Regions from separate parts of the Homo sapiens genome. Here region 1 is linked to region 2. A link is a loop called in an ENCODE intact Hi-C map of the cell type or tissue named here. Cell type or tissue: psoas muscle. All regions are shown on one strand. Links, peaks and the distances in the headings refer to the core of each region. The heading gives the core; the rest is flanking DNA. Region 1 has its middle 110 kb from the start of HABP2. Region 2 overlaps HABP2 (hyaluronan binding protein 2).

Region 1 (5,375 bases), core at 141-5,140, 120 kb before region 2:
TATGAAGCCAGACATAGGTTTAAACCCCAGTTCTTGTAGTTACTGGCTGGCTATCCTTTAGTAGTTTGCATGTTCTCTCTAATCCTCAATTTACCTGCATGTTAAATGGGCTTAATTATGGTACAAACTTGGAAGGCTGTTTGAGGATTAGATGGATTAAACATCAAAGAATGTATCTTAGTGCCTGGACCTAAGAAACACTTAATACATTTTAACTGTTTCTCCATTATTAGGGCTATTTTTATTGAATTATCATCATTATGATTACAATTCCAAGGTCTGTTCACTTAGCCAAGTGACCTTGGAGAGGTTACTTTCCTTTCTCAGCCCTGGTCCCCTCAGCAGTCAAATATAGAATTAAATGGAAATATTGTAAAATAGATGGGGAGGCATATTTTATGCACTCAATGCATGTTAGTTCTCTTCCCCTAATTTTTGTTGTCTTTCTTTCCTCTTGTGGAGAGACAGATCCTTCGTTTCTTCTTGCAGCATTCTTTATAAATCTGAAGGAAGCATGCTTAGCCCCTTCATTTCAAGTCAGGATTGAAAGATCTACCCCAGTTGAGAAGAGCAAGCTTTCTGCGCCCTGGCACCAGGTCGACTTCCCTCAGGAGTTGCCTCTGCTGGGCAGTTTCCACAAGGCCCCTCTGAGTTTTTTGTTTTTGTCTTGTTGACTCTTAAACATCTCTTCCTCTCCCTCTCTGTATTCCAGAAAGTATTTGTGGGGAGCAGCTTAGTCGATTCAGGACTTCATTCTCAAAAGTTCCCATATAGGACTCCAACTTCCAAGGGGGTGAGACCCACAGCCCATGTACTGTGCAACTGGGAAATTATGTGTTTCTGTGATTTCTGCAGTCAGAAGCCCCCAAGCCACATTTATCCATTTACAGTTTGCTGATATTCTGAGATGCCTCAGGTTTTCACTGAGTTTATTAAATTGCTGGGTGGCTTGGAATTAGCACCTCCCCCAACTGCACTGACTCTCGTAAACCAATAGCTAAAAATCTGCCTTCCAGAAGGGTGACCAACTCATCCAGACTTGTCTGGGAGTTTCTGCCCTTGTGCACTGAAAGTCCATGTCCTGGAAGTCCCCTCAGTCCTGGGCAAGCTAGGACAGTTGGCCACCCTACCTTTTGGCGCAGTCAAATTATCTTCCCTTTCAGTGGATGATGCAACAAAAGAAAATGGAAATTGTGAGGTTTCTCTACCGAAAAGGAATGGGGACACCCAAAGAGACCCTGGGCTCCCTGTTCTGAGGACTGGGACTTAAATAGCCTCTCCTCCCTCAGAGAGCAGGAGGCAGCTCCTTCCTACAAGGGATTCTGTAGAAAGCACTAGACAATATGAATGGTGTGATGGGGTGAACAGTTTGACTTCTTATAGAGTATGAGAATCCCTTTTCTTCCACCCCTCACCTCTCCTTTGGGTCTCACATGAGACCCCGGGGGGCAGAGCAGTACCCATCATAAATCCAAAGAGAATGTTGGTGTCTCTTTATTTTATTTTATTTTATTTATTTATTTATTTATTTTTGAGATGGAGTCTCGCTCTGTCGCCCAGGCTGGAGTCCAGTGGCACGAGCTCGGCTCACTGCAACCTCCATCTCCCAGGTTCAAGAGATTCTCTTGCATCAGCCTCCCGAGTAGCTGGAATTACAGGCACCTGCCACCACACCCAGCTAATTTTTGTATTTTTTAGTAGAGACGGGATTTCACTGTGTTGGCCAGGCTGTTCTCGAACTCCTGACCTCAGGTGATCCAACCGCCTCGGCCTCCCAAAGTGGATTACAGGCGTGAGCCACCGTGTCCAGCTGTCTTTGGGTTTAAGAGTCATAAATACTACAGTTTCTTAGAGAAACAGCATATGCCATTCTACTAAATATGAAAAAAAGAAAAAGAAACTCTTGAGAATAAGTTAAATATAAGCAAGGCACCCACAACACTGATGCCAAGTTCCTGGTGTAACTGATGCTCCTGTGGACGTTAGCTTTTAAATGAATGAGCAAGCGGGCAAAGGACGTACAGTAGCTAATGGTTCCCGAGTACTCGGTGCATACCAGGCTCTGTGCTGACCACTCACAGGCCTCGTCTCATTTGCTCCCAGCAACCACCTAGGAGGCAGCTACTGTTATTAGAGGGATGTCACAGATTAAAACACGAGTTTCACAGATGTTGAAGTAACTGATCTAAGGTTGTGCAACAAGTGAGTGGCCAGACAAGACTTGGACCCTGGTCATCAGGAGACAGAGCCACGCTTTTGCCCACTGTGGGGCACTGTCTGCCTGTCTTGTCTTCCCTGGCACGGCATAATCAACCTCACCAACTGTCCCACAGATTTTTACCATGTTCTCCTGAAAATTACTTCAAAGGTGCTTTGCTCAGAATGACCCCAAGCAGACACTGCTATTAATGACAGCTGGGGCGCACACACATGCATGCATGTGCACACACATGTGCGCGTGCACACATACACACACGCCACTGCTAATGAACACAAAGAGACTCAAGTAGAATTGTTATTAAACCTGCAGCTTTGCTTTTAGCCTTGAGCTTGCCAGGCACTTGTCTCAGTGACTTCTGGCCAGAAGTTGGGCGAGGCAGTCTAAATTTGGAGTGATCATAGAAGGTGGTGATGAAGGTGCTGGAGCTTGGAAGGCAGGGCCATGAGGGAGGCAGAAGGCTCTGTGTGGGTTGTGGCTCCTGCCCATAACTCCTCAAGGCTTCGGGAAAGGTAGAACCATTGAGTGCAGGCCTTGGGAACAGTGAAGGGGCCAAAGACAGCTCGCATCCCCAGAAGCAGATGTGCAGGACTGGGTGAGGTGGAAGCTGGGAACCAGAAGCCAGGAGGTGGGCTCTGGACTCCAAGGCTAAGCTGGGAGGGAAAACTGTGGAACTGGGAGAAGAAGTCAAGTTCACCTAAATGCATCAGGGGAAGACTGCTCCAAGTAGTGTCTGGGTCATGCATATTCTTGCAGTCCCTGAGCTTCTAGCCACATATTTTCAAAGGCCCAGACTCTTCTAGCTCAGGGCTCTGAGCGGAAGGAGAGCTGAAGCTGGAACAGCTAAACCCTAAAGAGTCTAAATGTCACTGCTGGAAACTCAGGAGCTGAAAAGAATATGATTCTGCCTCAAAGGCCCTTTGAGTTCCTCCCCTTTCTCTCTCCACTACCTCAGTTTCCCTCCTTGCCCCTTCCCATCCCTCCTCCCTCTCCCCCAGCCAAAGAACATCAGCCAGTTTATTTGGGGCTTGCCAGCTCTCAGAACGGGTGTGACCCAGAGGTATGAAGCTGGAAGATACAACTTCCTCAATGTTCTCCTCTAACTGGAAGTGAGAACTGGGGGAAGACGCTCCCAGTGGTGTGTGGTTGAGTGTTGGAAGGTACTTCTTGGGGACACTCACTTGCAGCTCTAACTTGCTAGATTCCTCCATGAGCTGGAAGTGCCTTTATTTACCTTTAAGGCAGATTCTTCCTCAGTGGCACAGGGTAGACTGCCCTGTGATTTCATACTTGTGACTGGGGCCTGTTCTATGAAATTCTGGGAAAAGTTTTCATCAACTTTTCCACCAACAAGTCAGAGCAGGGTCTGGCTGACTGTTACCGCCTCTTTCTCCAAAAGGGAGGGAACGTGTCATTTTGAAAACATGATCTTCACAAGGTAACGCATTAGGCTGCAAATCTGGACTTTTTTCTCCCCCTCCCCATCTACCTTTTTTTCCCTTGCTAATTGGCAGAAAATTAATGAACAAGGTACTGATGGAGCAGATGCTTCTTGTGGAAAAAGGCAGAATTGGAGTTTTTCTTACCTTCCTTTTTTTTTTTTTTTTTGAACACATCAAGAAGGTAGTAACATGTGGCAGGTCAGAAATTAAGAGAAGGTAACAGTACAGACTGTAAAGAACACAAAGGAGTTGGGGATGTGTGTTTGTGTGTGTGTGTGTGTAAGTGTGTGTGTGTGTTTTCTCTTTTGTTTCAACTTCCTTGCATCTTTTTTTTTTTTTTTTTTTTTTTAGCTCATATTCGGCTGCAGCTCATAATTAGCAGCTAGGCCTCTGGGACCTAATTAACCAATTTAATTAACAAAAAAAGCACACAAGTCACCCTGACATTTGTCAGCCATTAGGAGGGATGTCAGACTGGCAGTTTCAGCTGACACATTAATGGTGATTAGCTCATTTGTGACTCACTTTTACTCCAGGATCCTCCTAGAGAGGCAGCCTCTGAGCCACACTGCCCAGAGCTGTGGGGTCAGGAGCTTGACCTTCAAAGGTCAATAGAAAGCCCCCTCCTAGCTCTCCTATTGGGTCAAGGGGCCCCATCCAAACCTTTGTGAAGATGTGTCTATACTGCTCCCAAGTTTCCGCTGAAGTCCCTTTGGAAAAGCCCAACACTCTTGGCTATTTCTCCAGGGAATGAGAATTCAGCAAAGCCTTCTTTATAAGGGAAGAAGCTTTTTAAATTTTATTATCATTGTTATATTTGGCCTGTTGGTTCCCATATTTACTTCCTGCACTTGGCAGGGTTGCTGTAGTCAGCTCCACCAGGCGGTTTCTTCATTCAGGCACTGCCTTTGTTCTTGGAGTTGATTAATTCCACTATCTTATATGATGCAGACAGGTATTTATATAGTGCCTTGACTATCTTTGCCTCTGATCTCTCTTAATTTAACTCCACTTTCCCAGAAGCCTCAATTTACTAATAAGCCAGGAATCCTGTGTAAATAAAAAAAAGCTCAGGTGCATAGGTTGACAGATAAAGGGAAAGGTGGTGAGGTCCTAAAATGCCAGAGCCCTGGTAATATGTCTCCCAGTGTCTTCCTCCCCTTTGCCTTAGTCAGTCCCCAAGGAAGTTTCCAAGGGCCTGGTTTGCTGGCCTGAGGAAATATAAGCACCAAGCATCATTTAGAGGTTGTGCTTGGCTGCATGTAACAGAAAGCTCAAGAACAACTCACTTAAACACATGGGAATTTATTGTTCTCACCTGACGAGGTCTCAAGGCAGGCAGGCAGGACTGGGACTGGTACAGCTGCTCCATGACTTCATAATACCTCCAGCTCCCTCTGTCCTTCTTTCCCACTGGCCTTAGCATGTACGGGATTTCTCTCTGTGGTTGCAAGATGGCAGTTCTTATGCTTCCAGGTATCATGATTGCATTCCAGGAAGGAAGAAGAGGGCTTAGAAAAAGAAAAGACCTTTGTGAAATCTGCTTTAAAAACAAAATCGAGGAAATAACAGCTTTCCAGGAAGACTTACCCAGCAAATACCCATTTTCATTGACCAGAACTATGTCATGTGGCTATCCCAACTACAAAGGATGCTAGAAATTGGGTTATTCTTGGATGAATACATTGTGGTCATGAACAAAACTGGGATTCTCT
Region 2 (5,375 bases), core at 319-5,318:
TTAGTGTCTTCTAGGATAAAGTTGGTTAGACAGAAAGTCAAGGAGGGGCAGAGAGAGAAGGAGCCCGTGTCTCTGAATCCTACTGATTTACAGTGTAATCTTCTTGGGGGTGGGGAGTGTATACGTCTAGTCTATTTTGTCCTATCTTTAATCCAGTGATGATTTCAACTCAGGCTGAAATGACATCGCTTATCTTTGTAGCAGGAGCCAGAGAAGAACAACATGAGGGAGGATTTGGCCTGGGCACTGGCAGCCACTGCCCTCTGCCACCTCCACTACTCGCTCTGGCCTTGAGCTCTTTGCCCAGCAAGGGGACTGGCCCTGCTGAACTGTGCACACTTGTCCCTGTCCACCTTCCAGTCCAGAGGTTGCAGCCTCAACCATGGCCATGGTACAGAGGTCTCTCCTCCCCAGCTGCCCTTGGGAGTAACGCACCTCCCTGGTGGTTGGCAACATGTGGCCTACCACCAGGCATAGGGTAGAACATGCAAGGAAGAAGAGATGGTGTGATTAGAGTCCCAACCTTTTATCCAGCAAGCAGAAGATTTCTCTGCTCTTAGTTCATTCGGAGCTGAGCCTCTGTCCCCAAAAGACAAATCTGGCCCTATCTCCCCCATCACTGCCTCCTAATCCCTCTGAGAACATTTTCTACCAACGAATTTCTGGAACACATCAACTCAGACTGTTAGGCTTTTTGTTTTGTCTTCCAGAAGTTTTGGAATTCTGGAAGGCAGAGGAAGAATCTTAGTTGAAATAATCACTGGATTAAATATAGGACAAAATAGACTTGATGTATGTGCACCCCACCCACAAGGAGATTACACTGTAAATCAGTAAGACTCAGAGACTCGGGATCCTTTTCTCCCTGCCTTCCTCACTAACCAACCTTAACCTGGGAGGACACCAGACTTTGAGACTCTGGTGGCTTAGGGAGTTTAACATTGCTAAGGGCCTGCTCCTAACCTTGAAGTCAGTGTCCTGAGCCAGGGATCCATTGAGAAAGCCCAAGTGCGGAGTAGAATAAACAGTCGTTGGATCTAGAATGGTCTTGCTAAATATACTACAAAGCAGCTACCTTACCATGTGCAGAAGCAGCAGCGTCCACCCTTTAAGAGAAGACGGGTCAGCTGGGACCATGTGCTATTTTAGCCCTGTTGAAACTAGGAATGGATGTGGTGGGAGAAGTGGGCAGTGGCTTACGTGCCTTTTGATCTGAGTGAAGATGTTTGTTAAGATGTGTTTACCGCAGTAGGCTGGCCAAGGCTCAATCTGACTTTTGTACTTTCTCCAGCTGTCACTGGGGCCAAGTAGGCCCTCTCTGTGGCCTGCCAGGCCTAGGCCAGATTGGATAAGCTTTTTTTTTTTTTTTTTTTTTAAGACAGAGTCTCATTCTTTCACCCAAGCTGGAGTGCAGTGGCACGATCTCTGCTCACTGCAGCCTCCACTTCTCAGGTTCAAGCGATTCTTGTGCCTCAGCCACCCGAGTAGCTGGGACTACAGGCTCCTGCCCTCACGCCTGGCTAATTTTTGTATTTTTAGTAGAGATGGGGTTTTGCCATGTTGGCCAAGCTGGTCTCCAACTCCTGGCCTCAAGTGATCTGCCCACCTCGGCCTCCCAAAGTGTTGGGATTACAGGCGTAAGCCACTGCGCCCGGCCCACAGATAAGCCTTTTTATAAAGCATTCCAAGAACAGTGCCCCTGATTTTGAACCTAGCTCAACACCTGCCTCTCAAGGTTAATGAGCTTTTCTGTTTCTTTCTCCTCCATCCTTGCTTTATTACTGTGTACACGTGGCAGCTTCCTGGTCCCTCACAATGGTGACTAAGAGCAAGGACTCTGATGTGAGACTGACAGTCTCCTGTTCTGGCTCCAGCATTTCCTAGTTAAGTTATTTTAGACAACTTAATATCTGAAAACCTCAGTTTTGTCACCTCTAAATTGGATATAATCATAATACCTAAATTATGAAGTATTGTGTGCAACAAACAAGACAAAATGTCCGTAAAATATTTAACACAGTTGATGGCACATTGTCAGCTCTAAAGGAATGTGAACTGAGATAACAGTTTTCTCCCTAGTTATCTCTTCCTCCTACTCTTCCATCGATCTTTCTCTTTGAATGTGCAAGTCTCAGGAGTAAGGGTTCTTCTATCATTTTCTTGTCTCTGGGAGAAGAGATAATGGAATGATGGAATGAAAGGAGGCAAATACTGTGTCCACCCTTCCCACCTACCATCATCCAGGTTAGTTTCAGGGATCCGGATATAGGCATAAGTAATTGACTATCAGCCTGGACTTTCCCATACGGTCCCTAAATATCCAGCCAGGTGTTCGGACTACCAGTTTCCACATTGCACCACGGCCCCTCTCTGTGGGTGGACACTGTGAGTCACAAAATGAGTGACTTGCTTCAGATTCCGGCGACCCCCTGACAGGCAGCCCAAGCTGCACATCGGCTTCAGGCTCCCCGAGAGCCCAGCCCAGGAAGTCTCGGCTTTCTTTTTGTTTGGTTTCCCTCCGAGCGCCAGCTCCTAGGAAGGGCACGTCTGCCACCTGCTGGCTGTAGGCAGCATGGCACCCGGCTGTCCCTCAGGCTCCAGCTGGAGCCAGGATGCGCAATGCTGGCCCAGGTGCAGGTCCTGGAGGGCCCTTCCTTGCTGGACCCCGAGGAAGGATGTCCCTCAAAGTCTTCTGCCCACTTCTTAGGACATGGCCCACCCTGTTCGGCTCAAAGAGAAGAATTCGTAGGGAATCTCCAAAGGACTGGGTGGAGACAGGTCTAGACAGACAGGCCCTGCCCTGAGAAAGGCAAGGCAGGGAGCAAAGACCAGGACCAAGGCCCAGATGACTGGGGGTGATGAGGGCGAGATTGAAGAAGGGGTAACCTTTGTCCTTGAAGTCTTAGTGTATTAGTCCATTCTCATGCTGCTAATAAAGACATACCCAAGACTGGGTAATTTATAAAGAAAAAGAGGTTTAATAGACTCACAGTTCCACATGGCTGGGGAGGCCTCACAATCATGGCAGAAGGTGAAAGACACGTCTTACATGGTGGCAGGCAAAACAGTGTATGCAGGGGAACTGCGCATTATAAAACCATCAGATCTCCTGAGACTTAATCACTATCATGAGAACAGCACAGGAAAAACACACCCCCATGATTCAATTACCTCCCACATGGTCCCTCCTATGACACATGGGAATTATGGGAGCTACAATTCAAGATGAGATTTGGGTAGGGACACAGCCAAACCATATTAGGGTCCCCTCATGGCACCTCTCTGGCACTCAACCCCAGAGGTACCCATTTCTGGCAATCCTTCACCCTAAGCCCAGGAGCACCCCTAAGGCCTAAGCTGCCCTTCCTCTGCCAGGCCTCCCCACTGCCAACCCCCACCCTCAGCCCCAAACAGAACACCTGTCCCATCTCACTGCCTGCAGAAACAGGGTGTGGGGGAGGTGGTTAGCCAGGAAGTCATTAGACAGAGGCACAGTCCCCGATAACAAATGACCTCTCTTCCTTTTTTTGCATTCCTTTCCCCTCACCAACATGTTATTTTGTAATTTTTTAAACCTACAGAAAAGTGGGAAGAATAATGCAATGAATATTCTTCATCCAGATAGATGCCACAATTGTTAACATGTCGTTATGGTTGCTGTGTCTCTCATTCTCCTGTGTGTATAGTTGTTTTGTTTGTTTGTTTGCTGAATCATTTGCAAGTAAATTGTAGACATCACTCTACCTCACCACGCATCTCTCTCTTTTGTTTTTTTCTTAGATGGAGTCTCGCTCTGTAGCCCAGGCTGGAGTGCAGTGGCACAATCTTGGCTCGCTGCAAGCTCTGCCTCCTGGGCTCACCCCATTCTCCTGCCTCAGCCTCCCGAGTAGCTAGGACTACAGGCCCCCGCTGCCACATCCAGCTAATTTTTTGTACTTTTAGTGGAGACGGGGTTTCACTGTTAGCCAGGATGGTCTTGATCTCCTGACCTTGTGATCCACCCACCTCGGCCTCCCAAAGTGCTGGGATTACAGGCGTGAGCCACCACGCCCAGCCAGCGTCTCTTAAGAATAAGTACATTTTCCTACAGAACTACAATACCATTGTTTACTCTCAAGAAAGTCAACATTGACACAATAATATTGTCTAATATGTCTATATTCAAATTTCCCACTTGTTTCAGTATCTTAGTCCATTTTGTGTTGCTACAAAGGAATACCTGAGGCTGGGTGATGTATTTTTTTTAAAAAAGAGGTTTATTTGGCTTGGATTTCTGAGGACTGGAAAGTCCAGGATTGGGCAGCTGCTTTTGGCAAGGGCCTCAAGCTGCCTCCACTCATGGCAAAAGGGAAAGGGGAGCCAATGTACAGAGATCACATGGCAAGAGGGGAAGCAAGAGGGAGGGATGGAAGTGCCAGGCTCTTTTTAACAACCAGCTCTCCTAGGAACTAATAGAGTGAAACCTTGCTTACCCTGAGGGTGAGTACTAATCCATTTGTAATGGATCCACCCCTATGCCCCAACATTGAGGCCCCACCTCCAACATTGGGGATCAAATTTCAGCACGAGGTTTGGAGAGGACAAATATCCAAGTCAGCCCAAACCACAGCACTCAATGTCCTTTTTGCCATTGTTTTTAAATCCAGGATCCAATTAAGAGTCACACACTGCATTTCGTTGCCATGTCCTTTACTAAAAATACAGTCCTCCCATCTTTTTTTGTCTTTTATGGTGTTGATGTTTTTCTGGAGGCTAGGCTAGGTGTTTTGTAGAATGCCCTGCAATTTGAATCTCACAATTTGGATCTGTCATGTTCCTCATGAGTAAATTCAGGGTAACTATTTTTGCCAAGAGTACTATCTGTTGATATTTTACATCCTCAGTACATCATATCAGGATGCATTATTTCTTTTTATTTTTCTTTCCTAATTTATCATCTACCTAATTCCCAAAATCATGTAAGGAAGCCTACAGTAAAACAGAAAATTAGAAATTCTGCAGAGGGTAGAAGCAGCAAATATACCAAACTGCCTAGCTTGATGTATCTCATTGATCTCAGCTTTCTGGCGGCCAAGACCCAAAGGGAAAGCTGTCTAGTGGTAGAACTCGCATTTCTTTAAATCAGGGTTCAGCAAACTTTGTAAAATGTCAGATAGTAAATGTTTGGGGTTATACTTTCTCTCTACAAAAGCAGCCATAAACAAACAGGCATGGTTGTTTTCCAATAAAACTTTATTTACAAAAACAAAACTGCTAGGCTTGGCCCAAGGGCCCTTATTTGCTGACCCCTGATTAAAGTGGAAGAGAGCATACTCCAGTTATTAAATGAGTAATACTTTCTTTTTCAGGTTGAGTACTGCATATTAAAGGAAATA

Evidence for each region. A loop is a pair of places that touch in the nucleus more often than their neighbours do. Peaks named below come from ENCODE experiments on the same cell type or tissue, not always from the same donor. Only the 100,000 strongest peaks of a DNase experiment are listed, where the experiment ranks them.
Region 1: a loop joins it to region 2, with 3 times the contacts of the local background. A loop is called at or near these places in 14 of 110 quality-filtered maps.

What each region holds. Positions count from the first base shown.
Region 1 is chr10:113,439,201-113,444,575 of GRCh38, forward strand. No RefSeq gene overlaps it. Among named protein-coding and RNA genes, the nearest start is that of HABP2, 110 kb to the right of the region's middle. In psoas muscle, for the core only: a CTCF peak has its summit at 2,280; no DNase peak of the experiment used is centred there.
Region 2 is chr10:113,561,088-113,566,462 of GRCh38, forward strand. The region is part of intron 1 of HABP2 (hyaluronan binding protein 2); the gene reads left to right. Among named protein-coding and RNA genes, the nearest start is that of HABP2, 11 kb to the left of the region's middle. In psoas muscle, for the core only: a CTCF peak has its summit at 2,570 (motif pointing left); a DNase peak (open chromatin) is centred at 2,544; H3K4me3 peaks cover 406 bases; H3K27ac peaks cover 1,521 bases.